6 separate regions of the Mus musculus genome follow, and regions 1, 2, 3, 4 and 5 are each linked to region 6. Evidence: chromatin loops called from intact Hi-C (ENCODE). Cell type or tissue: heart. All regions are shown on one strand.

Region 1 (5,000 bases), 240 kb before region 6:
TTTACAAGGCATCCCAACAGACAGACTACCAGGTGGGCCTGACTCAACTTCCATTATGGGACTGGCAAAGCATTCTGGATGTGTATATGATCAAGATATATGTATGAAATTGTCAAGATATAAATAAGAGATATTTTTAAAGAATGTAAGAAAATGTGGTCCAGTATTATTGCATTTTTGCTTTTTTTTTTTTTTTGGTTTTTTTTTTTTTGGTTTTTCGAGACAGGGTTTCTCTGTATAGCCCTGGCTGTCCTGGAACTCACTCTGTAGACCAGGCTGGCCTCGAACTCAGAAATCCACCTGCCTCTGCCTGTATTTTTGCTTTTTAAAAAAGTGTTCCTAAGGCTTCATTCTTTGTATGTGCTATGTATGTGAGCCCGTGTGCCATGGCACACACACAGTCAAACAACAACTGGATGGTGTCAGTTCTCTCCTTCCACCTTTATGTGGGTTCTGGAGGGCGAACTTGAGTCTTCAGGTTTGCACAGCAAGCACCTTTACCCACTGAGTCATTTCCCTGCCCAAGTGTCCCTAGTTTCAAGTAAAATTTTTAATTGCAATTCTCTCCTCAGACTTCCTGATTTAAAACAACCACCAAGTCAGATGATGGTGGCGCACACACCTTTAGTCTCAGCACTCAAGAGGCAGGGGCAGGTAGATTTCTGTGATTTGGAAGCCAGCCTGATCTATAAATTCCAGGACAACTAGGGCTACATATAAGAAACCATAAGAAACCCAGCCTCAAAACAAAACAAAAACCCAACAAAATAAAGCCAAGTGGTTCAAGTAACATTTTGAGAACCCATCTTGCAACAGTGCACATTAGCTGACTCTTCACTTATCCAGACCTGGGCAAGAGGGCAAAATGCCACACCCTGCCCGCTGCAATCCAGGTAGACAAACCCTGCTAAACAGCTTCTCTCTTCCTGAAACAGCTTCTCTCTTCCTTGAGTCAGCTTCTTTCTTCTTGAGATAGCTCCCTTTCCTGGAAACTGGAGTTTCCGGAGCATCAGTTTGGTGACAACATTGGTCTTGTTCATAAAGTGCAAAGGACTACAACAAACAGCACCAGAAAGGTAACTCCTGGTTTGAGCTAAATCCCCCCTTCCACCCCCCACCCCCCAAGCAGGAACTTTGAAGCAACCAAGAGATTCTGGATTCTATAAGGGAAGCAGCCTCCAGCCAGACAAAGCAACTCACTGTGCATCTCAGCTATAAACCTGGGATTCTTCAAAAGAAAAGATTTCACTGAGATAATTTGTGCTCCGATCCTCAGGAGGCCCTCCTGCTCAAGGCTGACACTTCTTGCCTTCTCACCATGCATGCTCGAGCAACCCCTGGCTCCAAATTCACATCCTCTCTTATCTTCCATAATGTTATGAAATTAACTAGACAACACATTGCTAAACTTGTAAAATTAAAAGGCAAACTTGCAAAACTTCTTGTTGGGGCAAAACCTGGCAAAGTTAAGCAACCCCATTTTTTTTTTAACATCAATGAAGTCACTGAGAAAGCTATGACAGAGTTGCAAGACAGGTTAAGTCGTTACTGCCGAGCCTGATGACCCTAGTTTGTGTGTTTCAAAAACAAAACAAACAAACAAAAAAAACAAAAAAACAAAAAGAGTGTGTGTGTGTGAGTGTGTGTGTGTAGGAAGGGAGGGAGAACTAGCGCTCACCAATCACTTTTTCTTCATTTTTATATATCTCAGAAGTTTGTTCCAATTGTTTTGTTGTTTGCTGTTTGAGGTGAGACCTCACCGCTGCCCAGGCTGGGGAACTCCAGGGCTCCAAGGCACCCTGCCATTTCACTCTAAGTGGCCGAGGCCACAGCACGCAGCTGACACCCGGCACTGTAAACACATTTCACTTGAAGATCATGGAGAAAATGTGGGTTTGCTGAGACAAAGCACACAAAGGTATTATCTAGAAAGCAACTTTCCTCCCGAGGTATTCTGTCTAAAGATGTTTTTGATTTCTATCTCCTTCTTAACTAGCTACTCAAACTATTTCTATAGTTGACTATCAACCAGTCATTTACAAATGGATTGAATACACCCAAATCAGTTTCAAAAATCAGTCAATATTGACAACTGTAAAACCTTACAGCTGGCAAATGAACATTGTTACTAATAGATCTTGGAACCACAAGACAAGAGCCTGTAGGCATATAGAATATAACCCCCAACCAAAAGTCACAGGAACACAGCTGGGAAGGGGTGTTTTGGTACATCTTGAGGACACTGATCAACCTGTTCTTTGCATAATACCCCACTCCAAATACTGACATTTTCAACCTCAATAACTCAACCTTATTCACATCTGTAGCGCACCCTGCTGGTCTAACAGAGCAGAAAGGGGAAATTTTTCAATAGAGAAAACTGTCCATGCACTTGATTTAGTCCAAAGATGAAGAACACCACACCAACACCAAGTCCACACCCACACATACACTCACGCACACACAGTGCAGCTCTGCTCATCATTTCAACGGAGGTGAAGAGAGCCTTGGATTCCTTCAAGACCTCCATGAAAAGCAGCTACTTCCAAAAGAAGCAGGAAAAGAGCAGATGGCAAGAGCGCCCAGCCCCTCCCCCAGTCCAGTAGAGCATTGTCCAATCGAAATACGATACCGGCGGTACGTGCCATTTTAAATTACGAAGTGGCCATACTAAAATAGTAAAAAGAAACTGGACAGATTGTTTTAATTCTAACGTAGCCACAACAGGTATCACCTCAAGTATATAACACACTGCTTGCTAAACACTGGCTGATTTAAGCATAGGAGTTTACCAAGGAGATCTTTTTCGTTCTTTTTCTTCCTCCCAAACGAAATCTTTCAAATCAGACTTTAAAACTGAAACCGGAGTGGGGCGGTGGTGGCACGGCTTTTAAATCACAGCATTCGGGAGGTAGGGGAAAGCAGATCTCTAAGCTCAAGTCCAGCCTGGTCTACAAAGTAAGTTCCAGGGCAGCCAAGGCTAAACAGAGAAATTCTGTCTCGAAACAAACATACAAACAAACAAACAAATTGAAACCAAAAGTGAATCTCAATTCTTGCCACATTCCAGTGCTCGACCACCCCACTTTACCAGTGGCCACATTACCATCGGACAGCGCAGGTCTACACCAGACCCTCTTGGTCTTAAATACCTAACACTATGACCCTCTTTGATCCCTTAACATCTGGGGACCCAAAAAACGCCCAACCCCGGAATAAATTCACCCAGTCAGAGCGCAGGCACCACCCCTTGGGCCCAGCTAGGACCTTCCAACCTGACCACACCCCTGCGCTGACTACCCCTAACCGGAAATTCCCGCTAATGGGAACTGACAGGTCTCCATTCTTTAAGGGTGGGGAAAGGAAAACCGAGAACCCTCGTACAGTCTCCGAACCCCGGCCGAACACCGGAAGCCAGTCGCCACCCATACGCGGGGTGGGCCGCGCATAACACCCGCAAGGGGCGAACCCGACACCGGCGAGCGCGCACTCAGCTGGCGTCGCGAGCGTCCCCAAACCGAGACACTTACTAACACGGACGCCCCGCGATCACCCAGCACCCAGGAATAACGAAATGCTAAACCACCAAAAGCTAGTGCGTGGATGTCGGCCAGGCAGTCCAGGTGGCAGGGGCCGCCGCGCGTGCCCGGATTACGACTCCCGAGGAGCCCGTGCAGCCGGTTCGGGGGTCCGCGCCCCTCCCCCGCCTGAAGTCCGTTAACGGCCGCGCGTGCTCACGAAGCGACGCGGCGCACGCACGCGATTGGAAGAGCGCGACCCTGCCCGCGACGCCCGCGCGTCCCCTTCCCTCACCTGCGGGGCGGCACCCAGGAGCCGAGGGGCGCGGAGTGCGGAGGCGACAGCGGGATGTGCGTTCACCGGCTCAAGAGCTCTCACAGTCTCGCAGCTTCCCTGGGCGACCCACCGCAGCTGCCAGCCCGCGACGCTCGGGGCGGCGCCCTCTGGCGGCGGGAGGCCTCGCGCGCCGCCCCGCAAACGCTACCATTGGCTGCGTTGCCAGTGTCAGCCCGGGGTTGGAGGCGCCACGTCGGGGCCTCGGGGCTGCGGAAGCGGCGGCGATAGGCGGAACCCTGGGCGGCCACACGGAAGGGGGTGAGAGACCGCAAGCTCTTGAGCCCAGCATCATCGCCCTCTCCCACACCGCTTGGATACCAAAGTAGGACTGGAAGGAGACCTAGATTCATCTGGGCACCAGGGTGTCACTTCCTTCGGAATCTGTTCTCTGCAGTAACTTATCCTGAGCGTCCTGCTTTGCATTCCGATACTGTTACCGTCACCCTGAAAACAGCCATACAGTCGTGTCCTTTCAAATGAATGACAGGCATAGGGACCCGCGTTGAACAGGGAGGTGACCTAAACTCATTCGGACGCCGGAGCGTCACTTCGGAACTTGTCCTCAATTCCCTATCCTACTCGCAGTCACTGTTTTTATCATCTTGAAAACAAAATGCGGTATTTTTGCAAATGAATGTAGGGACGGATCTCAGAGCCAACACAAGCTCTTGTTCTCCCTGGCCTTCATCTCAACTTATATGTCGCTGTATTCACCGGTGTTTCAGTGGTCAGGTGTACATTACCCCAGACAGAACAATGTAAGGCTGAGTCCCTGCGACTGGAGATGTGAAAAGTGCTCCAAGTCAGGGCAGTAGAAGGGAGAGTGCTTCCAGGCAGTGGGAAAGATCCTGAGCCTAAGTTGCTGAGGGACAGGGAAGACAAAGTGTGTGTGTAGAAAGCTCAAAGAGGATGAGCCACTGCATGAAATTTGGAATTCAGTGTCTGAGATGGAAATTACAAGGTCTAATTTGCAGTTTTAGAAAGTTTCTTCATGCCGTTGGGCGGATATATAGAAAGGACAAGCAGAAAAGTGAAAGGGGTTGAGGATGTAACTTAGTTGTCAAAGTGCTTGCCTAGCCTTGAGTTTGATTTCCAGCACCAAATAAACTGGATATGGTGGGGTACCCTTGTCATAGCAGTACATG
Region 2 (5,000 bases), 540 kb before region 6:
TTCTGGGCATTGTTCACTCAAGGGCTCTGGGCTCTTGGCCAACAGCTTAACTCCAGATGGCTCAGCAGGGCCCCTTGACAACCTTGTACAACTAGGAGGAGGCTCTGGTTAGCTGCCTGAAGGGTCAGGCGCCTCAGTGGCTGGGCGGACTGCTGCACAAGAGCAGGGCCTCCACCTCCATGGCTCTCCTGTGGGCACACACCCGTAGTGTCACACTCTCTTCTCTGCCCCCTGGAGCCAGGAAGGGACCAAGGTTGCATCCATGCCGTCTCTGTCTGCCTACACCAGTGCCCTACACAAAACCTTAAGATATTAGGGTTTAAGAGCCTTGAGTTGTACTACCTTAGTAGTCCTGTCTCCTGGAATAGTTGAAGCCCCCACTTCACACCCACCTCTGGGATGGGAGGCCCAGCCAGATTCCCTCCCCCAACCCCAAACCCCTACTCCCCCAACCCCCCTGCAGCATCACCTGACCTAGCAAAGTCAGTACAGGTGTCGACAGGAAATTTACCCCAAATTTGGGGTGATTCTGTGCTTCTAAGCTCTCAACAGGATAGGAATAGGGATCCCCTGTTCTCCTTTGGACAGCTGACTTGGGGACTGTCACCTTGAACTTACCTTTCCTATGGGCAGCAGAAGCCTGAAGACAGCGCAGGGCCTGGGACATCAACAGTCTTCGTTTCTCCTTCTCCATATTTCCTTCCAGCTGGACCAGGCTTCTGGAAGCTGAGGCAGAGATGTGACCCAGCAAGCTGAGCTGCTGAGCCCTAGGGCGTTGGAGCTATGAACCAGATAATAGAGACCTGAGTGGGCCTGACTGCTGGTGCTGCTCTGGTCTCTGGCATCTGCCTGCCCCAGGGTGAGGAAGGACTAAGGCTGAATCATAGAGAAGGGATAGGAAAATGCCCATTCCTCCAGGGAGCACTAGCTCCCTGCCCTCTACCCCTGCCACATGGCTCAGAATCCCACATGTACAGCAAAGCATAGCAAAGCCCACATTGTAGATGAGTTCCCAGCAACACACTGCCCAGAAAGCTTAGAACTCAAGGCTCTGCTCAGTCCTCAGGCAGATGCCATTGGTGTGGGGACCCCAGGCATCTTTCCTTAGACAGTTCCCAGGGCCCAAGTGTTTCTCCTGCAGCCTGGGTCTCCTAAGTTCCATGGAAATCACTGCAAAGACCATAGTAAGTTCAATGGGCCTGTGCGGGTCACATGTGGTCATTGAGTTTACCCAAATCCTTGTAAGCACTCCCGCCTTGAGGGAGGAAAAACAGGACAAATGGTTGTTGCATGAACTGGATCAGTGTCAAATGCTTCAAGGGTCCCAGGGAATGAGGACCATTGAAGAAGACGAAGTGACTGGTGGAGGATTTTGGAGAAGGGAGCCACAGCTGCCCTGTCCAAGGGCCCTGTATTCTAGGCTAGATCCTGCAGCTGACAAGCTGGGCGACCTTGACTATGCCTCCGCTTGTAGCTATAAAATGACATGGACCAGCGGCTCTCAAAGCTCGGCAGAAATCAAAGGTTCTCTGGAGTCCTAGGAGTTGAACTGCAACCGTCAGACTCTGATGTCTTTCCAGAGGTGGTCAAGGAAAGAGGAGGCCACAGTGGGTTAGAGTAGAACGTGAGTGTGAAGTGCTGCATTGCTAGGGGCAGCAAAGACTGGGGCCTGGGGCAAGGACTGTGGGGCAGCACCACAGCCAAGGCCAATCAGTAGCCACTTGAAACTAGCAGTGGCAGTGGCCTGAAGATCCTGCCTTCAATTCAGCTTCAGCTAGTTATGACCAGAGAACAAGAACCTACAGGCCATGGTATGGCATCCTGGGTACCTGCCAGGGTGTGTGGCCTCAGGCCTTTCTGTCTCTGATTCCAGGAAGTTGTATCGAGCTTCTGTTTAGAGATGCTAAGGCAGAGCCTGCTTGCAGGTTAAGACGTGGCAGGCACAGAGACAGCATATTAAATAGAAATGGCCCTGGCCTGATTGTCAACTTGACTACATCTGGAACTAAAACCCAACTGGTTGGCTGGGTGCACCTGTGAGGTGGTTGGTTGGTTTTTAAAGGTCGTGTGTGTGTGTGTGTGTGTGTGTGTTTCTCTCTGTGTAGCCCTGGCTGTCTTGGACTTGATTATGTAGACAAGCCTGCCTCTGCCTAGAGGGCTTTCGTTACCAAGCTTGGCCAGGAAGATCCATGTTAATCCAAATCTTCTTGAGGAGGGAAAATCCCTCCTTCATCTGAGCCATGCCTTCTGGGGCAGTCGGTATTAGCACACGGAAGCTCTCACTCTGCCTTCTTGCCCTCACTCTCGCTGGCATTAGAGATTCTGGTGTATCCTGAAGACCAGATGAGACATCCAGCCTTGTGAACTGAGCAGCTACTGAAGTTTTGGATCTTCCATTCCTAGACAACCATTGTTGGACTAGCAGAACCACAGCCTATAAGCCACTCTAATAAATCCCCCTTCTCTATGTATTATCCATTCTATCGGTTTTGTTCCTCTAGAGAGCCCCGAGTGGTACACAAACCTCATCATATTTGAGCAAAATAGAAGCCATCTCTTGGTTATAGGAAGAGCAGAACCATGGAGTGATAGAGGAGCCACTCAGTGGGCCTGGACAGTAAGTCTTCCCAGAAAGGAAGTCCTGGACCACCAGGTTGTATGCATGAAGTTCCACAAATGACCACTAGGTGGCACGGTTGCCCAGTCAGTGGGGCTTCTGGCATGGAAACCAGAGAAATTGGGCATGTACCTCCAGCTGCCCAGAGAAGTCGGGTGCATTAGGTCGACTGTGGTTGGTGTATGGTTAGGCTAAAACACAGACCCTGGTCGGGCTCTGGAGCAAGACCCAGCTGATATTGAGAACGCAGCAGGAGTGCACCCTGGTCCACACAGTGCTCCCCAGAGAATGAGAGGCCCTAAGGAAAGACAGCAGAGGTTCCAGAGGTCGGGAGACACATGGGGAAATGGTTTGGTTCCCACTGGCCCCTGGCCCCGGCTGTGATCCCTCCCACCTGAATTGCTGTAGCAGGCTGTGGGGGTGGCAGGCTCTATTGCCCCACCCACAACCCTTGTCCACCAAAGCTTCTTAAACAGGGATGCACGCCCTGTGCAGGTGCTTGCTCATGTACTATCTGCAGGTGCCCTGTTCCCATACTTCCCAGCATCCCCCAGGTCCTAATCTTACTACTTAGGTCTTCCCTGTTTTCCTCCACTTCCAAACAGCAGAGCAGCACCTGCCTTACCTCCCCCTCAACCCAGAGACACTGCTTTCATGGTACAGTGGAGTGAACAAGACTAACAAGAGACGTGATGGCTTGCTAAATTTTAAATACTTTGCCTGGCCCTGACAGAAGAGTCTGTGGCCCCTTCGAGGGAGGAATGAAGAGGTGGGTAGGTGAATGGGTGGGGGGTAGATGGTTGCAGGAGTGTGGGGTGGGAAGGGAGGAAGGTGTGTGTGGATGGGTGGGTAGGTGGAAGGACAGGAAAGGAACCCGGGAATGGCGGGGACTCAGACAACAAGCCCAGGGTAGTGGCAGTTAAGGGTCTCATGTGCCTCAGCAGTGGCTGTGGTGACACCCTTCGTGACACATTCCTGTCACATCTTCCAAAACACCATGACCACCCCTACATACATCTTCCTTCTCTCACTGAGGTGCCATGCAGATGGTAGGCAGAGAACCACCATGACAGCTCTGCCTGTCCCAGCTCTGCCTCCTCAGGGCCCCCAGTTCTCCTGCACCCCATCCTTCTCACCAGACTCACCCTGGGCAAGTTGCAAAGCCCCAGGTGGAAAATGTGGTGTAACTTGTGCACGTAGTCAGCCTCTACTAGCCCAGCTGGGCACAGGAAGCTGGGCTGGGCACGGGGCCGAGAGGATGTGCTTAAGTGTGACCTCTGTGTGGACCTTGTCCTTCTGGAATGGTGGGTAGTGACATGGGCGTTTATCACATCCAACAGGGTGACCACAGCCTCCACAAGTGATTGTCAATCACACAGAGGCCAAGGACCTGCAACTCCAGTTCAGGGTCTCAGAAGGGGTGGGGTGCAGAGGACTGAAGGTAGTGTGCTCTCAGAGACAGCTGTCCCCATTTCAGTGCTGTCTGGCTTTTGTCTTGCACTCTGATGATCGGCGCTTAGTCCCCCCCCCCCCCAGAAACCCTGGTTAAGTGGGAGGTTCTGAGCCCTGCCCTTTCTGGAAAGGTGAGCCCTCCCCCACCTCCCGCCCAATGTCTAGCAGGTCCCTAGTGGCATCAGCTCCTCTAACCTGAGTGTTGACCTACTTCCCGGTGGGTCACATGACTATCATACCCATTTCAGACGAAGCACCCTGTGGAATGAGTGGCCTAGGACCCATGGCATAGCCAGCACTTGAACCCAGATCTACACGGCCTTCAGCTTGGTACTTCCCTAGGGGGCTTTACCCCCTAGGGACCTGCCTTGAGCCTGACTCCCTGGGTGTCACCTCATAGGTCCCATTCTGCTGTAGTTGGTATCGGCCCCAGCAGAGATCAAACTGCTCACTAAATATGCCCAGGGTCTGAGTCAGGGCCCCACAGGCCTGCGGTGGGGCCAGGCTCCAGGTTCCTTGAAGCTGACAAGAACCGGAAGTTAAACAAAAGCCTGCTGGGCGCAAAGGATCCCAGGCAAGAGCTCACCAGTGAGCCAGTACCTACCTGACCTAGGCAGCTAGGCAGCCATCCCAGGCCACACGGTGCATAGAGGACTTTCCAGCCCAGGCGATCTTCAGAGTCCCAGGATGGCTGAACCTGTATGAGGGATGAGCAGAGGAGAGGCTGTCATCACCTCAGAGGGGAGAAGCTGGCAAGACTTTGCCTGCCTTCATCTTCCCCTGTAAGAAAATGGAGGCTAGAGACTTCTGCTCCTCTTTGTAGGTAGGTGTCCCTACTGGGATACTGAGAAAGCTCCCACTCCTTGATGACAGGATGTCAGCTGTCCCTTCTGGTCCCAGGTGTCCTCCCCCACCCACCTTCCAGCCTCTT
Region 3 (5,000 bases), 210 kb before region 6:
ACATCATAGCCATAAAAGAATAAAATAAAATTACAATGAAAATAGACCTGAAAGATCAAGAATTACAGCAGTGTATCGTACTTCATTTCTATGAAGTCTTTGAAAGGACTTCAACGCATCAGCACACCTACCTGAGAGATAGTGTTAACTCCGTGTTTTTTCAAAAGCTTTTTATAGAAACCTTCTGTCTGTTCAGGTGAATCGAATTCATCTTTTGTGAAGAGACATACATCTGAGGATTCGGAGAGAATGCTATGAGGCAAAGGTCTGCAAAACACGACAAAAAAGGCCAGAAAGTACGTGGGTTATTCACAACACATGCTTACTCTCATTCAAGGTCATTGTTGACCTAGGAGAGCTAAGGAGAACATACAATACATGCAGGCAAGCCAGATGAATCAGTGGGTGAAAACCTGTGCTCAGTGCCAGGCCTAACAACCAGAGCTCAAGCTCCAGGACCAACATGGTAGGGAGAAATGGCACTGACTGCCACATGCGTGCACCCAATACTCCAGACAGACAGACAAACACAAATAAATGCTCTTTAAAAATATTTTTAGTTATTTGTTTTCATGTCATTGTTTCTCTGTCTTAGAATACGCTCTGAAGATAGGGCTGGCCTCGAATTCAAGAGATCTGCCTGCCTCTGCCACTTCTGGCTCTAAAAGAGAAAATATTGGGCTAGAGAGACCAAATGCAGGATTGTACACACTCAGCAGTTAAGAGCACTTGCTGCTTTCCCAGGAGATCTGATTTCTGTCACCTGTACCAACACTGGGCTGCTCACAACCTCTTATCTCTGCAGTCTAGGTGGTCTGACATCCTCTTTTGGCTTCTGCAAGCACTGGACACATGTGGCCCACATTCTTACACTCACACTCTGAGTTTTAAAAATTAAAGGGGGTGGGCGGCTGGAGAGATGGCTCAGCGGTTAAGAGCACTGACTGCCCTTCCAGAGATCCTGTGTTCAATTCCTAGCAACCACATGGTGGCTCACAACCATCTGTAATGAGGTCTGATGCCCTCTTCTGGTGTGTTTGAAGACAGCAACAGTATACTCACATACATAAAATAAATAAATGTTAAAAAAAAAAAACAGCCAAAAAACAAAAAAATCCAACCAAACAACTCTCAAGAGATAAATAATTACTTACACTTTGACCCGAAGTTCTTTCTCTGGAATTTTCCATAATATCACCATTAAAAATAAATTTTCGCTCCCACTCAACAGCAATTCATTATTGTTTTTTTTGGACTTTGAGCGATTAGATATTACTTCCACTGCCTTTCTAATCTGCAGAGACAGAGAATAAGTTAATTTTCTCAATCTATGTTAATTGCTCCCACACAGACATATCTGCTTCCTTTGCTCCTTTGGGGGGCGGGGGGCGTTTCAAGAGAGGGTTTTCCTATATAGCTCTGGCCAACCTGGAATACTTAGTCCAGGCTGGCGTCGAATTCAAAAGATTCGCCTGTCTCCCGTGTGCTGGGATTAAAGGCGTGCGCCACAAAGCCTGGCGCTCCTCTTTCTATTGGGCAAATTTCATCAGCGTATCGGGATATTACAATTTGTACCCATTGCAATGTAAGAACCCGTCTAAAACATCTAAGGACTTGCTTCCAAAATCTGTTTACAGGTTGTCCTTTCTACGTAAGAGGACTATTCGGAAGCTTCTCCTGCCCTCTATGAGAAAGGAAGCGGTCAGGAAAGGCGCGTTGGCCCTGCTACCAACACTTTGTGCACGGACACATGACCTGTGATGCTGCAGAACCGAGCGCAGAAGCCCGCTTTCCACAGGAGGCAAACAGGCCAGAAGTGTGAGAAGAGCGAGCCCGCTGGGTGCGTTCCCAGAGGCCAGCCTCGAGCTCCGGAGAGCCCACGCGGTCGCGGGCCCACTTCATTTCCAGCCTCTCGCCCCACACCCTGCGCCGAACGCGGGTCCTAACCACCCTGCTTCCCGAATCGTCGTCCCCAAAAGCCACTCGCCTGCTCTCTGTCCAGCTGTAAAAGAGCGGTCGGGGTCACTTGCACGTCGGTGGTGGTCGCCTCAGCGACCGAGGCACTGGGAGATTCGGACGCAGAGCCCTTCATGTCGCCTCGTGTGGAAGGCCTGTAGAAGTCAGAGCTCATGCGCAGCCCGGAGGCCCGGAACCGGAAAGCAGTCAGTAACACTGCGAGGGGGAGGGGTATCACGTCATTTCCGGCGAGGCGCGAAATTAGATGTTGGGCCCGCCCTCTTGGGTAGATGGTGTTGCGGTCGTAGACTGTGCCCAGAGTTATTCTAGCGGCAGCATCTCCTTTGCCTCCGACTCTTTCTAAGGCTGCAGGCCTGAAAAACCCTGTCGCTCCTTCCGGAGGACACCGAGCGAGCGCCCTAAGGAGAGACTAAAGCCCTCTCTTCAATCCCGTGCTGTCTTCTGCAGAGCGGGAAGCCGTGGCTCCTCCATTCCTTTCTGGCTTCAGGCGTCGGTTTCCCCAAATTGGTGGTATTCCCAGGAAATAAAGAGAAACTGCCAACGCTAGGCGCGGGATGCTGCGCGAGAAACGAAAAAATGAGTCGGTCTCTCAGGAGCTTCGGCCCAGGTAAGACCTTGCGTGAGTGTGAAGGGATAACTTTAGTGTAGGAGAGAATACGCCAGAACGTCCTATGAGTAGTTGCCAAGCATGCCCACTGTGGTGACCGTGCCCAATACCCCGTATTCGAGGTTGTTCTCAGTCAGTTCAGGGAGCTCTCAATAGTACCACCAGTTTTTATTTTCGATTAGTTCGAGACAGAGCCTCTATTGAGACAGAGTATTATTGAGACAGGGTCTCTATTATTGAGACAGGGTCTCTATTATGGCAATTCTGGCTATTCTGGAACTCTATATAGACAGGTCTGACCTCGAACTCACTGAGATCCTCCTGCTTCAGGTTTCAGAGTGCTAGGATTAAAAGCATCCACCAATACGCCCCCACTTAAGTCAAACTCTTCCTATATCACCCAGGGTTACCCGAGTGAGCCTCCTCCTCTACGTCTCAGATGCTAGATTTACAAGAGTGAGCGAGTCCCCTGCCCCCACCTTGTACCGGCACAGTTACATAATTTATTTAGAAATTTTTATGTGAATGTTAAGGATAGTGACAGGTTCAGCTAGCTGTGTGGGAATAAAATGCTCTCCATTGTCAGATGTCTTCCAAAAGTGCTCCTGTGAAGGGACCATGCTCTGCTAGTGTCTGTTGAGGGAGGACCTTGTCCTAATTTAACTTGTAGAATACAAGTCCTTGGCACCTGCTTCTACTTGGCTATTTAGAATCTAGTATAAGATGGACTTTTAACATATTGCAGTGACTTGCTACACTGGGCTTGAGGTATGCAGGCTAACACACTCCAAAGAGCATTGGTGGTCTTAGGTGTTCTCTTGCCTGTATTCAAGTTTGAGAACCAGACGTTTTTGGTTTTTCGAGACAGGGTTTCTCTGTGTAACAGCCCTGGCTGCCCTGGATCTCACTTTGTAGGCCAGGCTGACCTTTAGCTCACAGGAATCTGCCTGCCTCTGCCTCCCAGTGCTGGGAGTAGGGCTTTTTTATTTTATGTATATGTTTTACTTGCCTGTGTATCTGTACACCACATGTGGGAAGTGCTAGTGTAGATCCTCTTAGAACTAGAATTACAGATGGTTGGAAACCACCGTGCGAATGCTGAGAATCAAACTGTAGTCTTCTGGAAGAGCAAGCAGTACTCTTGACACCATCTCTCCAGCCCCAAGCACCAGACTTTTGAGCCAAGGAAATTCCATGAATTCAGATGATAGATCCTTGAGGCGATTGGAAACAGTAAGTGTCTAGAGCCAAAGAATTGCAAAATTGAAGAAATAGGCTTTTAAAACTGACAGGGGGCCTAGTTACCAAACTTCACTTACATTCTGGGCTACAGAACAATACTCTCATCTCAGTGTCATTTCTGAAATTAGACTTATGATTACTGTTAGGCGTGTAATTTTTGTCTTTACAACTCCCTCTCATTCACTCATTTGTAAGGTGGCCCTCCCTAGAGAGAGGGAAGCCAGATGCTATGCTGTGAGACTACGTGGGCAGCCAGCTAGTAACCACATGCATGAAGGTGGAAGGAAAGCCTTCTTTGTAGACACAAGAGAGACTCCAAGTCAGAGCCCTTTAGCTGTGCTGCTCCTAGCTTTCTCATAAAACACAAATAAGCCTTTGCTAATTTTAGCTGCCGTTCTCTATCAATAGGTATTTGATAGAAATTTATAGCCCTCCCACTCACATATTCAACTGTATAATTAATATTTGAACTTTTGTACCTCCCATTCACCATTTTTACCATGATCTCATATGATGCCCTCAGCTTGCCCTTGTATTTCCTTTCTCAGTATTGAATACTTCTAAGACAAAGAGAGTTATTTGTAAGTCTTTTCTCTTCATCCCTCAGTTTGATGAATAATAGTCTGCAGTGTGGGCTTGGCGGCTCACATCCCTAACACCAACACTCAGAATTATAGGATTAAGGATTTCAACGTAAGCCTTAGCCACCTGGCACGGTTAAGGCCGGTCTAAGCAACATGAGACCATTTCAAAATAAAGCCTTGGAGATACATGGAAACCTAGATAATCCACAAATTCCTGAGCATGAATTACTGGACAAATGGGCAATACTAATAATTATTAATAAGATTTAAAAATGAAGAAAAAGGAACAGATTTGGAAGCTATTGGAATGAGTTCTTTTTTTTTTTAATTTTTTTTTTTAATTTTTTTTTTATTAGGTATTTTCCTCGTTTACATTTTCAATGCTATCCCAAAGGTCCCCCATACCCACCCCCCGGAATGAGTTCTTTGGTGGGATGACTCAGTGGGTCCAGATACCTGCCATCAGACCTGTAACCTGAGTTTGATTCAAAGAATCTACATCATGAATAGAGAAATCAGACCCCTGCAAGTTGCCCTCAGATTTCCACATGTGAGTTCTGGCCCATGAGCCATGGCACAGATGTGCCCAC
Region 4 (5,000 bases), 160 kb before region 6:
CCCAAAACCCACTCTAATACAGACCCAGCTCCTCACAAAAGCATTTCCCTGAACAGTCCAACACCCTCTCACTTCTAAAAAGCAAAGTGAAGCACGTTTCCCAAGAAACTAAATTCCAAGAACGTATTTATTTATTTATTTATTTACTTACTTACTTATTATTTGCCAGACAGTCCCGGTAGCCTTCACCTAAAGATCTTGCTGCCCTCACTTCCTGAGTTCCAGGGTTGCAACCTCACCTGGGAGGGCAGCGAGGTGATAATGCCATTTGTTTTCTCTGCTTTTTCCAAGCATTCTCCTACCTCAGCCTCCAGAGTTCTGGGACTCTATAGGCATTAACTAGTTAGTGTACCACCACACCAGGCCTAAGTCCAGAACTTAAAACATACTCTCACTTGAAATAAGCTCAAATTATCTGCCCCACCAATGTCCCTGCTAAATAATCAAAGTCTCGGCCTTTTCCCTTCCCGTTTCTTTCTTTCTTTCTTTTTTTCTTTAGGACAATACCATATTTACTCAAAAAAGCATCGTCATGGGTGGGGGAGCGTGTGGGGGACTTTTGGGATAGCATTGGAAATGTAAATGAAATAAATACCTAATTTAAAAAAAAAGCATCAGCATGAAGGCAATACTTAAGTTCACTCAACAGCATTGCTACAAAATCTGTACCTGAAAGCAGGCTACCAAACATACAGCCCGTTTGTAAAAAGGTGTTTAAAGACTGCAGTTTGAAACGACAGAAAGTGTATTTAGTAGCTACTTTATGTGACAAATATTAAGTTATCAGAAGTATTTAAGTAACAGACTAGACTAATACACGAACGCAAACTAAGCTTTTATAAGCAACCCTTATAAGGGCCATACTTTTAAAACAATTAAAAGTCTACACGCCATTCAGAAAAAGTCTTAAATCCCGCTTAAAACCGCACATAAATCAATGAGGTTTACTACCACATGTTAGTACTGAGGAATCCTTGTGACATTTAAAAAACTTTTCAAGTATTCAAAATGTTAAGGGTGAAAAAAGGTCTTTGTATTGACAGCCAACAGTTTCTGGCGGATCACAAGCCTGCAATGCATCTTGGGATTCCTTCAGGTCGCTTTAGTGCCACCGATACTTAAAACGCAATTACAGTTCCAAACGTAGAAACTACAGTAGGAGCAGCTCTCTGGGCCAGCGAAGAGACAAGTCCTGTCCCCCAAACCCTAGACTTTCACACCCTCCTCCTGCCGGACTTCAAGCCCTATCAGTCCCCACTTCTGGGCCTCGTGGCACTGACTGGCCCAGGGCTGGCAGGGTCCCATACAGTTCCTATGCCTAGGGGTGAACCGCGTGCGGCCTTCCGCGGCGGGGCAATCGCCCCCGGGTCCCCTGGTCTCTGCTCCTCCTGGCCCAGGCGCCCCAAGCCAAGCAGCTCCCAGACTGGAGGCGCCCCACCCAGACCAGCCGGCGCCGCTGTCAGCGCCCCACGTGCGGGCCGGCCGGCCTCCCGTCCTCTCCACCCAGCCCACCGCGGAACTCCGGCCCCAGGCCGCCGCCCGTGCCTTGGGGATATCCAGCCCGGCAACTTACCCGAAGGGCCTCCCGCGCCGCTGCCTGCTCCGTGGTCGCCTCCGGCTGCGCCAGCTGGGGATAGCGGCGGCTGGGCCGGACCCCGCAGGAAGGACGGCACGAATTCAGCGGCGTGGACGTTGGGGACGAAAGGCTTGGCGTTGACGTTGAGTTGCCGGCTGAAAGCCGCGCTGAGGTTCTCACGCTGGGCCTCGGCCACCGCGGCCATGGAGCCGCTGCCGCTCCCGCCGCCGCCGCAAGGCCCGGGCCCGGGGGCCTCCATATCCGTCTGGTCCCAGCAGTCGGGCGCAGAGTCGCTGCTGCTGCTGCTCCCGCCGCCGCCGCCACCGCCGCCACCGCCGCTGCTAGGATCCATGATCGGGGGGGCCGTGTGTGTGGTGAAGAGAGGGCGGGAAATGGAGGCGGGGGCGGCCGACCGGGGAGGAGCAGGCCGCGCTGACCCGGGGAGGACGGCAAGACTGGGGAGCTGACAGTCAATGACTCACTCGCCGGCGTCCTGGGCAGCAGCTACAGTCCAGACAGTACACTCGAGACCAGGTCGACAGCGGCTCAACCCTCCTCGTGTGTGCGAAAGGATCTCCTCCCACCCAACCCCAACTACCGCCGCCGGCCTCACCGCCAACCCCACGTTTGGAGAGAATTGACCTCTCGCTACCACCCGTACCTTCGCCTCGGTAGTTCCCGTCTGTGTCCGCCCGCGTTTCCGCCTACGAAGCGCGGCCGATAGCTAAACTACAAGTCCCGACAGTACCCGCGAAGACCCGGTGCGGTTTTCTCGGGGGCTGACGGGAGTCGGAGTTCAGCGCTCAAGCGTCACCGGAAGCGGCTGGAACTCCCGGCAGGCAGCGCGAGGAGGCAGAAGTCTGGTGGCCCATCTGTCGCAGGGTGGGGGTAGGGGTAGGCTCTACTCGGCTAGGGCAAGACGGTGGGCCGAGCCCTTCCGCACGAGGCGACGATCCACCCTAGCCTGTGAGAACACCCGGTCCGCAGGCCTAACCTAGAGGAATTTTTTTTTCTTCTCCCTTTTCGGCGCCTTTTCTGTCTCCCAGTCTATATACCTTATTCTCTTTCTCTCCACCCGCAGCCAGAGTTTGCCCTACATTTCAAAGCCGGCGGGAGGCGTCTTTCCTTTTATGTATTCATTTTTGGAAGAGGCAGTAAAACCATGAGATGTTACAGCTGAAACTGCGTGTGGCTCATAAAGGTCCAAGGATGTCCGGCAAAAGGATCCTTAACTGGAAAATTTCAGTGACTCATGTTATGTTTGACTAGTCATTAAAAGCCCGCACCTAAAATGTTTTTTCGTCCTTTCATCCTCCCTGCCAGGAGATTTACAAATTAATCGGGATTGCCATATTTTTTAGTGTACCCAGCGGTACCTAATAGTGGCTATTTTGGTGCTTCCAGTTCCTTAGCTGCCATTAGGTAAAGTGCTGTTCTTTTGAAAGGCCGCATCTGTCAGCTATTCTTACAGTCCTTTAATAATGAGGGCATCTCACACTTTCAAGTTGCATTTTAGTAATTGTGGGGTAAGTGACAAGCAAGAAAAAATAAAATTCACCTTTATTTTTTACTGCACGAAGTAGGAATACCTGTTCTAAATACCTGTTAAATGCTCCTGTAATTCACCCATGGAGACCAAGACAAAGAAAAGTATACTCTTAATTTTACTTGCTCTGAAAAGAGTCTAGACAGAATGCAACTAACCTACTTGGAAATTACAGAGTAACATATTCAAAATGTTCAAACAACGAGTTTTTTTTTTTTTTAAATCTGGATCTAAGATATCTAAATTGGAATGCTGACTTTAAACATTTGTATAATAAAAAGTGAGAATTTGGCCTAACGAGAGAGGTAATAGACAAAGTTGTCAATAATTTTTTGTTTGTTTTGTTTTTGTTTTGTTGGGTTTTTTGGTTTTTCGAGACAGGGTTTCTCTGTATAGCCATGGCTGTCCTGGAACTCACTCTGTAGACCAGGTTGGCCTCGAACTCAGAAATCCACCTGCCTCTGCCTTCCAAGTGCTGGGATTAAAGGCCAGCACCACCAATGCCCGGCTTTGTCAATTACTTTTTAAAGCAAGGCTTCAAACTAGCTCTTTTTTTCTTCTTTTTGTGGTTGGTTAGTTAGGTTTTGGTCGGTTGGTTGGCTGGTTGGTTGGTTGGTTAAGCAGAGACAAATGAAGCCCAGGCTGGCCCTGAACTCCAGTCCTTTTATCTTACTTTCCAAGTGCTGGAACTCTCTGCCTGTCTACCACCAAGCTCAGCTTGAACTGGTTTTTTGTAAATGACTTTTTTTTTCTTGCATGTGTTTTAAGATGTCCTCTTTGTGTGATCCAGACTGACTTGGACTCAAGATCATCTAGTTGAAACTGCTGGAACCTGTACAGCACCACAGTTTTCATCTTTAAATCTGTCTCTAATAAATTCATACCTCATGGGAGATCTGCAAGCCCCAGCCCACTCCAAAGACAGCTCAACATCTGCATGCGGCTGACTGAACTAGCTCACCACAGCCTATCACTGGATAGAGCCAACCCCTAGGGCTCCGGGTGTTCACACTCTGAGAATGTTAGCTCTTCACAGCTAGTTGAATGAACAGTTTCTTTGTTCATGGTGCTTTTTCTAGAGACAGTGTCAGAAAAGTGTCGTTTGGAAAAGCCTTTGATCAGCCAAGTGTGTTGGCTCAATCCTGTAAACAAGGAGGATCCCTATAAATTCAAGATTAGCCATTATTTAATCTGGGATCAATGTCTGCAACCCCCAGTGTTGGAATTATAGAGATATACCACAACTCTGACTTTCTTTGGTTTTCAAAGGCATTGACCTACCTGTGCAAGCTTCAACAAGAAAATGAGAGTCTGTCAACAAACACCGCTGTTGTGCTAAAAGTGAGCAACTTGAAGACTGTTCTTGGTTCCTACCACCTAGCATAAAGCTAAACAAGTAAATGCAGGCAGTAAGTGTAAAGTGTCACTACTGTCCTTTATAAGCACTTAGGACTTTTCAAGTACAGAGCAATAACTCATTTTCTTTACGTGTGTGGGAGAGAGAGAGAGAGAGAGAGAGAGAGAACACACACATGGAGATCACAGGACAACTTTAGAGTTATTCTCACCTTTCATGTTGTTGAGGCAAGGTCTTGTTTTTGCAATGCCCTGTCCTGCAGACGAGCTGGCTAGAGGGCTTCTGTGCCGTTCTTCTGTGATGCCTCGATGTAGGAGTGCTGGGATCACAGAGTCACATCACCATATCGAGCTTTGTTTATTGTTGTTATTGTTTTTAATGTGTGTCTCAGTGCTTATATGTCTGTGAATACCCAGTGCCCACAGAAGCCAGAAGAGGACATTGCACCTACAGATGTTGTGACCCACCAACTAGGTACTGGGTATTGAACCCCAGTCCTCTAGAAGAACACCCATTGCTCT
Region 5 (5,000 bases), 95 kb before region 6:
AACTGTAACAAGACATTTGAGGCTTGTTAATGTGTGAAGTATCAAAACATATCAAAACATATCATTTTTCTTTTTCTTTTCTTTTTTTTTTTTTTGGTTTTTCGACATATCATTTTCCTTACAGGCTAGCCTTAAGCTCTTGATTCTCTCTGGACTGGGATTATAGGAAGGCAGGACCTGTTCCACACTTGGTCTGCCTCATTTGTGGAGTTGGAGAGCTCCACGTGAAGATGCTAGCATCTGGGGAGAGAGCGCTGTTTGTGTCCTCCCAGGGTGGAAGGTGGAAGATTTTAGCTGAAGCCATGTGAAACCTCTGTAGGACTTAAGACCACTGGTAAAGGGCAGCCTGCAGGTTTAGTCACCTCCCTTTCCTTTCTTTATTGGAATCAAATCCAGGATGGCACACATGTGTTCTTCCACTGAGCTACTACAGTTTCTAGCTCTTCATTATTTTCTTATTTCTGATCAAGAGCCTAAGTTCTCCAGGCTGGGTGACTCCAGCCTCATATCCAGCAGGCAAAATAGTCTTTCAACTCCATATTTAAAATAGGGCAAAACCCTGGATTTCACAGTTGCTGTGAATTTAGCTCTTGTGTTCTCTCAGCACCTACCCACCTTTCCTCTCACTGTTGCCTAGAGTCAGTTGGACAACTCTTGTAGTTCCCTTAACCCACTGACCCACTGTCATTCTCCTCAGACCCATTACAATGCATTCTCATTCTAGAAAGTTCTCTCTCTCTCTCTCTCTCTCTCTCTCTCTCTCTCTCACACACACACACACACACACACACACCCACCACAAATTCTCCCAAGTGCCTCAGGCAGTAATTCGATTCTTCTGTGAATGTTGGTATTAAAGGTGTGCATGGTCACACCAGGATTGTAAGTGAAGTTTCAAATTCTGACTGCATCACTGTGCTTTGCACTTTTATTCCCACATCCATCATCAAGAAAGTACAAACTCTCCTGCCTGCAGGGCCTTGCACGTGCTACTCCAACTACTGAACTATATCCACCACTCCGGTTTTACCACTCCGGTTTTACTTTTTATTTCGAGAGTCTTGAGAAGTTACCCAGAATGGCTTTGAATTCACCTTTTGTTTTTGTTTGTACAGAGAGTTGAAGCTTGGGCCTCCTGCATGCAAGGCATGTGCCCTCTCTACCAAACTTTTTTTTTTTTTTTTTTTTTTTTTCGAGTCAGGGTTTCTCTGTATAGCCCTGGCTGTCCTGCAACTCACTTTGTAGACCAGGCTGGCCTCGAACTCAGAAATCCGGGATTAAAGGCGTGCGTTACCACGCCGGCCATCCACAGCTCTTGAATTCTTGCAGCTCAGGCTCCTGACTTATCCTCTTGAATGTTGGGATTTAAAGCCTGTACCACCAGGCCCTGCAGGCCCATTACTCTTTTTTTCTCTCTTCTCTTTGAGACAGTCTCAAGCAGCCCCATCTAGCCTCGAAATCATTGAGTAGTTCAAGGTTGACCTTGAACTTCTGATCCACCTGCCTTCCCCCGAGTGCTGGTTTGACGGACATGCAACACACTACTCCAAGCTCTCGGTACGCGTATATCGCATCCTTGTCCGAACTTCAGTCTAAATGGATGTCTTTTTCTTGGCTCGGGGATTGGGAGGCATTGATTTTGTGAGGTGCCGGTTCTCTTCCCTGCTACCCTGGGGCGTCGATTTGCCCGAGTATTTTGGTTCCGGGTCGGGAGGCGGGCCCTAGGAGAGTCACTGCTTCCGGGGCGGGGCCAGCGGGCGGGGCGCGCGTTCTCCCGGCCTGTGTGGAGCTCGGCGGCTGCAGACGCGGCGGCGGCGGCAAGGCAGGCGGCGGCCCCGGGAGCAGCAACATGAGCGGTGAGTGGCGGCCCCGCTGCTGTCACCCGCCCCGTAGCGCCACTGCAGCCGCACGCTCCGGGCCCGGTGTGCTCACACGCTGCAGACCCCCGCGGGGTCGCTCGCAGGCTCGGAGCCCTGGCCCGGAGTCTCCTGCACCGCTCCCACTATCCCGGGGCTGGCGCTCCTGTCCCTCTGCCTCACCAGTGACAGCCAACTCCTAGAGCAGAGCTTGCTCCCAATTCCCTCCCAGACAGCCGATCCCTTTGACAGGTTTCCGCACCCCGGATTCTCAGATCTCTGGTACTTGCCTTAGTCCCTCTTTCTCCCGTGACCCTCCTGGGACTCAGCTCCAGTTACCAGCCCCTGGTTTTTAGTTATTCTCTGTTCCAGGTCTCTTCCACCCAGTGACTCCTCTTTCTCCAAAGGCAAAGAGCATCTCTAGACACCCCTGTCACACACAGCAAACCAGAGCGACAGCTCCGGGTCCCCAGAGGTCTCAGTGTTAGGACAGCTTTGTCTTCTTCCCTCCTCTTCCCTGCACCTGTGTCCCCAGAGCTGGCCAGTTAGCCTCGCAGCGTCCCTCTCCCGGTTGTGCCTTTTGTATTTGGGCTGTTAGTTCATGCTTCAGTTCTCTCCATGTCTTCCTCTAGCTCATCGTTTGAAGTCTCCGGTTGTGTCCTGAAGCCCTTTCCTTCTTGCCCAATGCTGAACCTAAATGGGGCTCAAGCGTTGCCCAAGCCAATACCACCAGCAGGGAGGTGGAGCGGGTGGGGAGTCTGGAAGTGAGAGGCAGGTGCTTGTGACGGCTTGTGCTCAGTGATACCGAAGTTTAGTCCCTTTGTCGGAGTCTGTGTCTTCAAGCCTCCCTCTGAAGAGTCCTGATGATGTTTTGATGTTTTGGTGCTAAGTCATTCCTGGGTGTTGCGCGTGGAGATGGGAGTGACTCAGGGAAGGCTTGTGTTGGCTGTTGATTCTCCTGCTGGACTCAGGGATCTGGATTCCCTTAGGAGGACCCGCCTACCCTCGTAGTTTCTGTTTTTTCTTACTGTGCAGCTGGATTTTCGTCTCTGCACCCAGTCTCTAGACTTGCACTCAGGTGTTTCATGGAGCGGAGAGGGTGCTAGGGCAAAGGAGCAAAGGGCAGTCTTAATTTTTTGTTTTTTAAATTATTTCTGTGCATCTTTAAAAAAACGTTAGATGCTTTTTGTTGCTCAAGAGCAAAGTTTATGGAACTGTGGTCTTATTGAGGGGACTAATGGAGGGGTTTTTACAGTTTACGTTCATCTGCCAAAGCAAATTACTGGGTCTAACTTAACACTAATGTTAACAAAAACGTGTGTGCCAGCATCCACCAAAAGGTGATGGAGCCCAATGTACTGGGTTCAAATCCTGGCTCTACCACATAAAGCAATATGCTTTTTTTTTTTTTTTTTTTTTTTTTTTTGGTTTTTGGTTTTTGGTTTTTGGTTTTTCGAGACAGGGTTTTTCTGTATATCCCTGGCTGTCCTGGAACTCACTCTCTAGACCAGGCTGGCCTCGAACTCAGAAATCTGCCTGCCTCTGCCTCCCAAGTGCTGGGATTAAAGGTGTGGGCCACCACCGCCCGGCAGCAATATACTTTTTTTTTTTTAAACTCGTGTTTTGGTTATTAGTTGGGATTTTCTTTTTTTTTAATTTTTTAAAGATTTATTTATTTATTATATGTAAGTACACTGTAGCTGTCTTCAGACATTCCAGAAGAGGGCATCAGATCTCATTACAGATGGTTGTGAGCCACCATGTGGTTGCTGGGATTTGAACTCTGGACCTTCGGAAGAACAGTCAGGTGCTCTTACCCACTGAGCCATCTCACCAGCCCAGCAATATACTTTTAATTAATTAATTTAGTATGTGTGTGCAGGTGTGTTTGCATGTGCACATGTGTAGGAGGGCCAGCAATCAACCCTGGCTGTTTTTCTGTCTTGCTTCCTTATTTGTGGAGATAGGGTCTCTCACTGACCCCAGGACTCACCGTTCTAGCTAGACTGTTTTGTTTAGCTGGTCTTGGAAATCATCCTGTGTCTGCCTCAGCACACCAGTCCTGGAGTTAGAAGTATGTCCCCCAGCAAGCACGTCACTGACTGAGCCACCTCTCCATCCTTTAAAGATGCGTAAGTTAGAGCAACTAAGGTGGAATTTGCAGCAAAGCAAGCATACACAATAGCATCTGCCTCCTAGATTAGTAATGACTTTTGGTTGCTCAGCTAAATGATTGGTGTTAAGTCCTTTAACAGGGCTCATTGTTACTCTTTCCATAAAAGCTGAGTGAAGAGTGGGGACAGGCTTGCATCTTAGTCCCTCTGGGACAATGGTGGGAACCAGGCACTCTGAAATACTTTGTGATCCCAAGGGGTAAATCCAGAGCCTCATGTATGCTGAGCCTATGTCCTCTCACCAGAGATAGATACCTTAATCCTAACTTTTCCCTTTGAATGTGACCAAAGGGCTCGTCATAGACCTGGATGTCTGCAGAAGAAATTCCTTTACTTCATTAGAGGAAGAACTGAAATTGAGAAACCAAAGGAAATTGGCCAGTTTATCTTTCAAGGAGACACTTAGTATCAAAACTCTGGCTCAAGCATTTGTAGTTAACTAATGACCTGTGTTTGGCCCTGGGACCCATAGGATAGAAGGAGAGCTGACTCCTGCAGGTTGTCTTCTAACTTCCACAGAAACACTGTGGCTAGCACATGAATCCACAAGATAAATAAATACAAACGTAATAAGAATTCAAGGGAAGTTTCAAAAAAATCATTAGGTCTCAAGCCAAACAAAGCATTTAAAAGAGACCAAATGGCCTTTTTGGAAAGAGCAACTGGAGGCAGGAGCCTCCCGTCCCCTCCCCAATGCCGAGTGCATGCCACATCTGGAGTTTTAGTAATGTGTGTTTCATATAGCTCCTTTGTTCAGTTGTAACCAAGTGCGCTGTCAGTTTATTCCTTTCTGAAATAGTATCATTGATTCAGAAGGGTGGAAAGGCTAGTGTGAGGTCAGACCCAGCCCTACTCTGCTAAACATGTGCTTCATACTGTGTCTAAGCTCAGGGTAGGTACTTTTGTTTCTTGAAGACTGAGGTTGAAAATGACCCCATCCTACCTCCCTTGGGATTGATAATTCGTGCTT
Region 6 (5,000 bases):
GGCTCTCCTTCTGCACCTCTCCCTTTGCTGTTGTTACATTAAGCAACCTCCAAGCAGTGGCAGCCTTACTCCTTCTCACTCACAACGTCCCTGCCCCGTATCCACCTGCTTCTGCTTCTCTAGCTCGCTTCCCCACCTTCTGTACCTGAGGTCATCCCTCAGGTTGTAGCTTAGATGTCACCTTTTTTTTTTTTTTTTTTTTGAGACATGGCCTTGCTATATATCCCTGGCTGGCCTGGAACTCATAATGTAGACCAGGCTGACCTTAACTTGTCGCACTCCTCCTGCCTCTGTCATCTGAGTTATGGAACTAGAACACATAGCTTTCTTGACTAATAACACTTTTTTAAAAAATGCCTTTTTATTTTTTTAACTGCTACCTTCTTGTACAAGTCAGGCTTCGTGTCCCGCACGGTATAACCCTGAAAAGCTGCCTTCATTGAACTGATGGAGATATTGTGTATAACTAGACAGTGCCTGTCCTTTCTAATCTGTAAGGTTCACAAGTACAAGACCATGCCTGTCTTCCAGTGTAACCGAGTTTGACACTGGTCAGTTCTGAGTCCATAGTTGGCACCATAAGTAAACTCCTATCGAGTGGATGAGCGGATGTTGCAGATGGTGGAGAGATGCTGCAGGGCAAGGATGCATAGTGTTGGGAGAGTGGTACCCACACAGGACACGGGGCAGACGGAGGCAGGAGAGCCAGGAGGTCAGAGGGGTAAACATGTACTTTAGTGAGCCTGCCTGCTGAAGTGAGGGGGCTCAGCTCAGTGCTGAGTAGATGCTTCCCTTACCAACTCCATGATCCTGGGAAGTCAGTTAAGCCCTTGGGGTCTGTGTCTTCATCTGTGAAGTGAAGATAATACAGACTTGGGGCAGAACCCAGTGGTAGAGCATTTCCCAGCTCCTGTGTTCTATCCCATCACCATACATATAATAAAAGATGCCAGTGGCTGTTCATGTTCTGTGTGCCGGTGCATCTGCCCCACCACAGTGCCGGCCGTGTGTGTGTATGTCTGCCAGTCACAGAGAGGGGCCAAGTCTGGAATGACCTTTATTCCAGTCATGCATGGTGTTGGACTCAGATGTGGCTGAGTTTTTCAGCACTGAGGATTACTGAACTGAGGGAGCCTCCTGAAGGATCCTTAGATGCTTCTAACCAGAAATGAGCACAGGAGCAGAGTGAGGGGCAATTTAGTGACATGGAGATTTTGGATATTGTGTTTGTCAGTTTCTGTTACTGTAACAAACAATACTGGGACAATCAACTTATAGGGAGAAAGGGGTTATTTTGCCTCATAAACTCAGAGATTTCATTCCATGTTTAGTTGCTACATTGTCTTGGGCTTGTGGTGAGGCAGAGCATCATGTTTGGAAATGCAAGATGGAGGATACTGCTTACCTCATGGTGGCCAGGAAATGCAGAGAGCTAGGAAGGGACCTGGGTCCCACTATCTGATTCTTCAAGGCCACGTCCTCCAGTGAACCAGGCTCTGCCTCTTAGAGTCCTGCTGTGGCACCATGAACTAGGGATTAAACATGGGCCTTTGCCAGGAAGTGTAAGCTTAACTGATTCGCCTGGCTCTGTGGTGGGTGGAGGGCAGGTGCCCCTGAGCTGAGAGTCCAGAAATAAAGCCCAGGGGTTCTGAAAATGCAGGTGGCTGCTGGGCCCAGGGAGGTCTCAGTAGAACTTCCTGACGAGGCAAGATGCAGGGCTGGGGTTTCAGCTGAATGAGGGAGTTTGAGAGTTGTCATTTTGAGAGGTAAAAGTATACATTAGACTTTGTAGGGTTACCTAGAGGCACAGGGGCCAAAGAGTCATTGGTGGTTCACATATGTAATCCCCGGCCTCAGGAGGTGGAGGCAAGGACTGTTACAAATTTGAGTCCAGCCCAAGCTACAGAGTGAAATCTTGTCTCAAAACCACAACAATATCAAATTTAATTATGTCATATAATTGTGAAAATGTTTTACATAGGCCAGACAAGTCTGATAGGCACGTGCTTGTGATTCCCGCAGTCAGAAGGAGGAGGCAGGAGAAGCTTGAGTTAGAGGCCAGCCGAATAGAGCAGAGCAAAGCACAGCAAAACGGGAAGCAAGGCACAGAGAGGCTGCCTGGCTGGACTGCAGGAGAGGAGCAGGGCCTTGCACGGTAGCCAGCAGCATCTGCACCCGTTAGCCTCACTACTAGGTAGTAAGGACAGGAGAGCTAGTCACCTGATTTCCCAGCTGATGCCTCACAGATGGAAACCAGGCTCATGGTGCCATTGGGTTACTGGAGCCAGCGGGAGTTGGCTGGGATGTGCAGCCAACGGTGAGAAGGGATTTGTCTTCTCCAGGCTCACATCCCTTAAGCCTAGCAGAGGCAGAAGCAGAGGCCCAGAGGGTTGCTCTGTCTCTGGCTCCTTTGCCTGACTCAAGAGTTTCATGAATGAGCAAGGGTTCCCCTGAGCGATACAGTCTTCCTGGACATTTAGCCCCAGGTCTACGGGTCTGCACTCTTTTCCTGGAAGAAGGCCTGAGCATCAGCTAATGCACCTGCAGCAATCAGGAACGTTCTTTGCCTATTCTAGAGATTCATGGCCTCACTTCCTTTCCCAAATGCTTAGTGACTTTTGGCTTAGTACAGTGTCAGACTTCGCCAATCGTGAGGTGCTGCTGCCCTCTAGTGTCCACTACAAGCAGGCGCAATTCATTTATCAAAAACCCCGATTCTGCTGTGGGCCCTAGATTATGGACTTTGGAAATAACTTCCCTTGCTTCAAGGTTTTGTTTTGTTTTATTTTAAATAAAAAAGGCACATGCAGCAACTAGAAACGAGTCTTAATGATGCCTGTTCAAAAGAAATGGGTAGTACATGAAGCCTGTATGTGGGTGGGAAGAGTTTAAAGGTAGCTAATAGGCCAGCTGAGCACATGGTAAGGAGAAATGGAGTTGAAAGTAAAGCCTCATTCTCTGTGTGACTTCTGCAGATGCCCCTGTGGGAAGTCTGGAGAATGGAACAGGAACAGAAAACCATATAATCCCAGAGCCTGGCCTTCGGTACAGGTCAGTATCAGGACACCAAGCCCATCAGTGGATTGGGCCATGCTGTTTACCTCTCTGCCTTGTATTTTCATTTGGAGACAGGTGGTACCTGTTGGAGTTGAAGACTGAGGCCCAATCTCACGTTTGTGCTCAGATCGAAGAAATAGAAAAAAAAAATCCAGAAAACTAAGTTGCCAGTGTACCTGTTGCTCGCAGGGAACATTGCCCTGGTCTCCCAAATATCACCTCATCTCTGTTGCTCTTATTTCCTCCTCTCTCTTCACAATTTTAATTTGGTGTCTTGAAGTTAGCCATCTGTGTACTTGACTTAGCTTCAAGGTAAGGGGGTCCTTGCTGCCCCACACCTTGCTTGGTGTTTTGTCACCCAGAACAGATAGGATTCTGAAAATGATACACCATGAAGGGGCTGATACCACTGAGCCCTGCCTCATAAAGGATGGTGTCCCTGCACCCTTCCGGAATTCTGATTCCTTTCTTCTTGTGTTTTTGAGCCTTTTCCAAATGCAACAGTGATCAAGGAATGCAAGCCCTGGCCTTGGGGTCTCCTGCTGCGTATGGACAAGCCAGTGCTATTATTCACATTAGAAATTGATTGTAGATATGCATGCAGTCCAGTTACCTGCCCGCATTATGCTCTCTGAGCCTCTCTGAGCACCAGCCTGCTTACAGGGGGATGCTGGAACCTGTTGTTATGGCATTTCTATATTCACTGATAATGCATAACCTGCCTCTCTGTGTGTCCTCATTTAAAGGCATCTTGTTTAGAATCTACAAGAGATGTAGCTCAGCTGTAGGAGAATGCTTGCATAGCATGCATAGAGCTCTGGGTTTGATCCCCAGCACCATATAAAACTTGGGAAGCGAAGACAGAAGGATCAGAAGTTCAAAATCATCTTTGGTCACTGTACTGGCTAGTTTTGTGTCGACTTGACACAGCTGGATTATCACAGAGAAAGGAGCTTCAGTTGAGAAAATGCCTCCATGAGATCCAACTGTAAGGCATTTTCTCAATTAGTGATCAAGGGGGAAAGGCCCCTTGTGGGTGGGACCATCTCTGGGCTGGTAGTCTTGGCTCTATAAGAGAGCAGGCTGAGCAAGCCAGGGGAAGCAAGCCAGTAAAGAACATCCCTCCATGGCCTCTGCATCAGCTCCTGCTTCCTGACCTGCTTGAGTTCCAGCCCTGACTTCCTTGGCTATGAACAGTGGTTTGGAGGTGTAAGCTGAATAAACCCTTTCCTCCCCAACTTGCTTCTTGGTCATGATATTTTGTCCAGGAATAGAAACCCTGACTAAGACAGTCACATAGAAAATTCCAGCCCAGGATCCATGAGAGACCATCAGAAACAAACACTGTTGACTTGTTGACATTGGACAGTGATATTTCATGCTTGTCTGAATGAAGCTTACATAATATGTGGGGCCCTTGTACTGGGAACATGGACCTGGAGACTATTCTAACTAGGGAAAGTGACAATACAAACCATAAGAATGTGACAAAGTAGACTACTGAAAGGACGTGTGTTCACGCGTGTGTACACGAGTTGGAAGAGGAAGGCAGTGGTTTCCTGTCTGACCCAGCTGCACACATGCCCACTGAGTGACTAACTCTTCCCTCGTGAGTGAGCGGCTTCCAGAGGGTGTTTGGATTGGTTTTGGAGTTACCAGTAAATTTCAGACATCTGCTGAGCAGCTTCATTGTTTTTCCAGTAGATTCCTGGGGAAACGTTTTGCCTGAGAGTGTTGTGAACACTGAAGTTGCATTTTGGGATGAGTGTAACTTCCTTCTGTCTACTTCCTCCCAGTAGGGAAGCCAGTTCTCCAGGCCAAGGAAGTCCTCTGAGCAGCTTGCTACCTTCTGCCTCAGTGCCTGAGTCCATGACAGTCCGTAAGTACTCTCAGAGGCTGGCATGTGTGCCAGCAGGGCACCTGTGCTTATCCTGTGCAGGTGT

The links. Peaks named below come from ENCODE experiments on the same cell type or tissue, not always from the same donor. Only the 100,000 strongest peaks of a DNase experiment are listed, where the experiment ranks them.
Region 1: it touches region 6 in a loop (2.7-fold over the local background); 5 of 42 quality-filtered maps call a loop at or near these places.
Region 2: a loop joins it to region 6, with 6 times the contacts of the local background. A loop is called at or near these places in 22 of 42 quality-filtered maps.
Region 3: it touches region 6 in a loop (6-fold over the local background); 5 of 42 quality-filtered maps call a loop at or near these places.
Region 4: it touches region 6 in a loop (3-fold over the local background); 19 of 42 quality-filtered maps call a loop at or near these places.
Region 5: a loop joins it to region 6, with 5 times the contacts of the local background. A loop is called at or near these places in 34 of 42 quality-filtered maps.

The regions. Positions count from the first base shown.
Region 1 is chr16:11,172,407-11,177,406 of GRCm38, forward strand. It overlaps Zc3h7a (zinc finger CCCH type containing 7 A), which reads right to left and starts at 3,935. Exons shown (of 23, transcript NM_145931.3): 1 at 3,814-3,935. In heart, a CTCF peak has its summit at 2,340 (motif pointing left); DNase peaks (open chromatin) are centred at 2,475, 3,305 and 4,035; H3K4me3 peaks cover 2,661 bases; H3K27ac peaks cover 2,493 bases.
Region 2 is chr16:10,871,117-10,876,116 of GRCm38, forward strand. No RefSeq gene overlaps it. Among named protein-coding and RNA genes, the nearest start is that of Rmi2, 39 kb to the left of the region's middle. In heart, no CTCF peak of the experiment used is centred here; a DNase peak (open chromatin) is centred at 2,705; H3K27ac peaks cover 1,019 bases; H3K27me3 peaks cover 1,449 bases.
Region 3 is chr16:11,201,164-11,206,163 of GRCm38, forward strand. It overlaps Rsl1d1 (ribosomal L1 domain containing 1), which reads right to left and starts at 2,129. Exons shown (of 9, transcript NM_025546.2): 1 at 1,988-2,129; 2 at 1,155-1,294; 3 at 132-267. The coding sequence starts at 2,092. It overlaps 2610020C07Rik (RIKEN cDNA 2610020C07 gene), which reads left to right and starts at 2,220. Exons shown (of 3, transcript NR_038156.1): 1 at 2,220-2,584. In heart, no CTCF peak of the experiment used is centred here; a DNase peak (open chromatin) is centred at 2,148; H3K4me3 peaks cover 3,552 bases; H3K27ac peaks cover 2,072 bases.
Region 4 is chr16:11,252,070-11,257,069 of GRCm38, forward strand. Gspt1 (G1 to S phase transition 1) reads right to left here and starts at 2,256. Exons shown (of 15, transcript NM_146066.2): 1 at 1,574-2,256. The coding sequence starts at 1,928. It overlaps LOC115488671, which reads right to left and starts at 1,567. Exons shown (of 2, transcript XM_030249388.1): 1 at 156-1,567. It overlaps Mir1945 (microRNA 1945), which reads right to left and starts at 2,376; the gene lies at 2,299-2,376. In heart, a CTCF peak has its summit at 2,613; DNase peaks (open chromatin) are centred at 1,522 and 2,252; H3K4me3 peaks cover 3,094 bases; H3K27ac peaks cover 2,502 bases.
Region 5 is chr16:11,321,123-11,326,122 of GRCm38, forward strand. Snx29 (sorting nexin 29) reads left to right here and starts at 1,782. Exons shown (of 21, transcript NM_028964.4): 1 at 1,782-1,856. The coding sequence starts at 1,850. In heart, a CTCF peak has its summit at 1,971; DNase peaks (open chromatin) are centred at 1,739 and 2,759; H3K4me3 peaks cover 2,244 bases; H3K27ac peaks cover 1,543 bases.
Region 6 is chr16:11,415,848-11,420,847 of GRCm38, forward strand. Snx29 (sorting nexin 29) reads left to right here. Exons shown (of 21, transcript NM_028964.4): 10 at 2,976-3,051; 11 at 4,857-4,936. Among named protein-coding and RNA genes, the nearest start is that of Snx29, 95 kb to the left of the region's middle. In heart, a CTCF peak has its summit at 2,676 (motif pointing left); no DNase peak of the experiment used is centred here.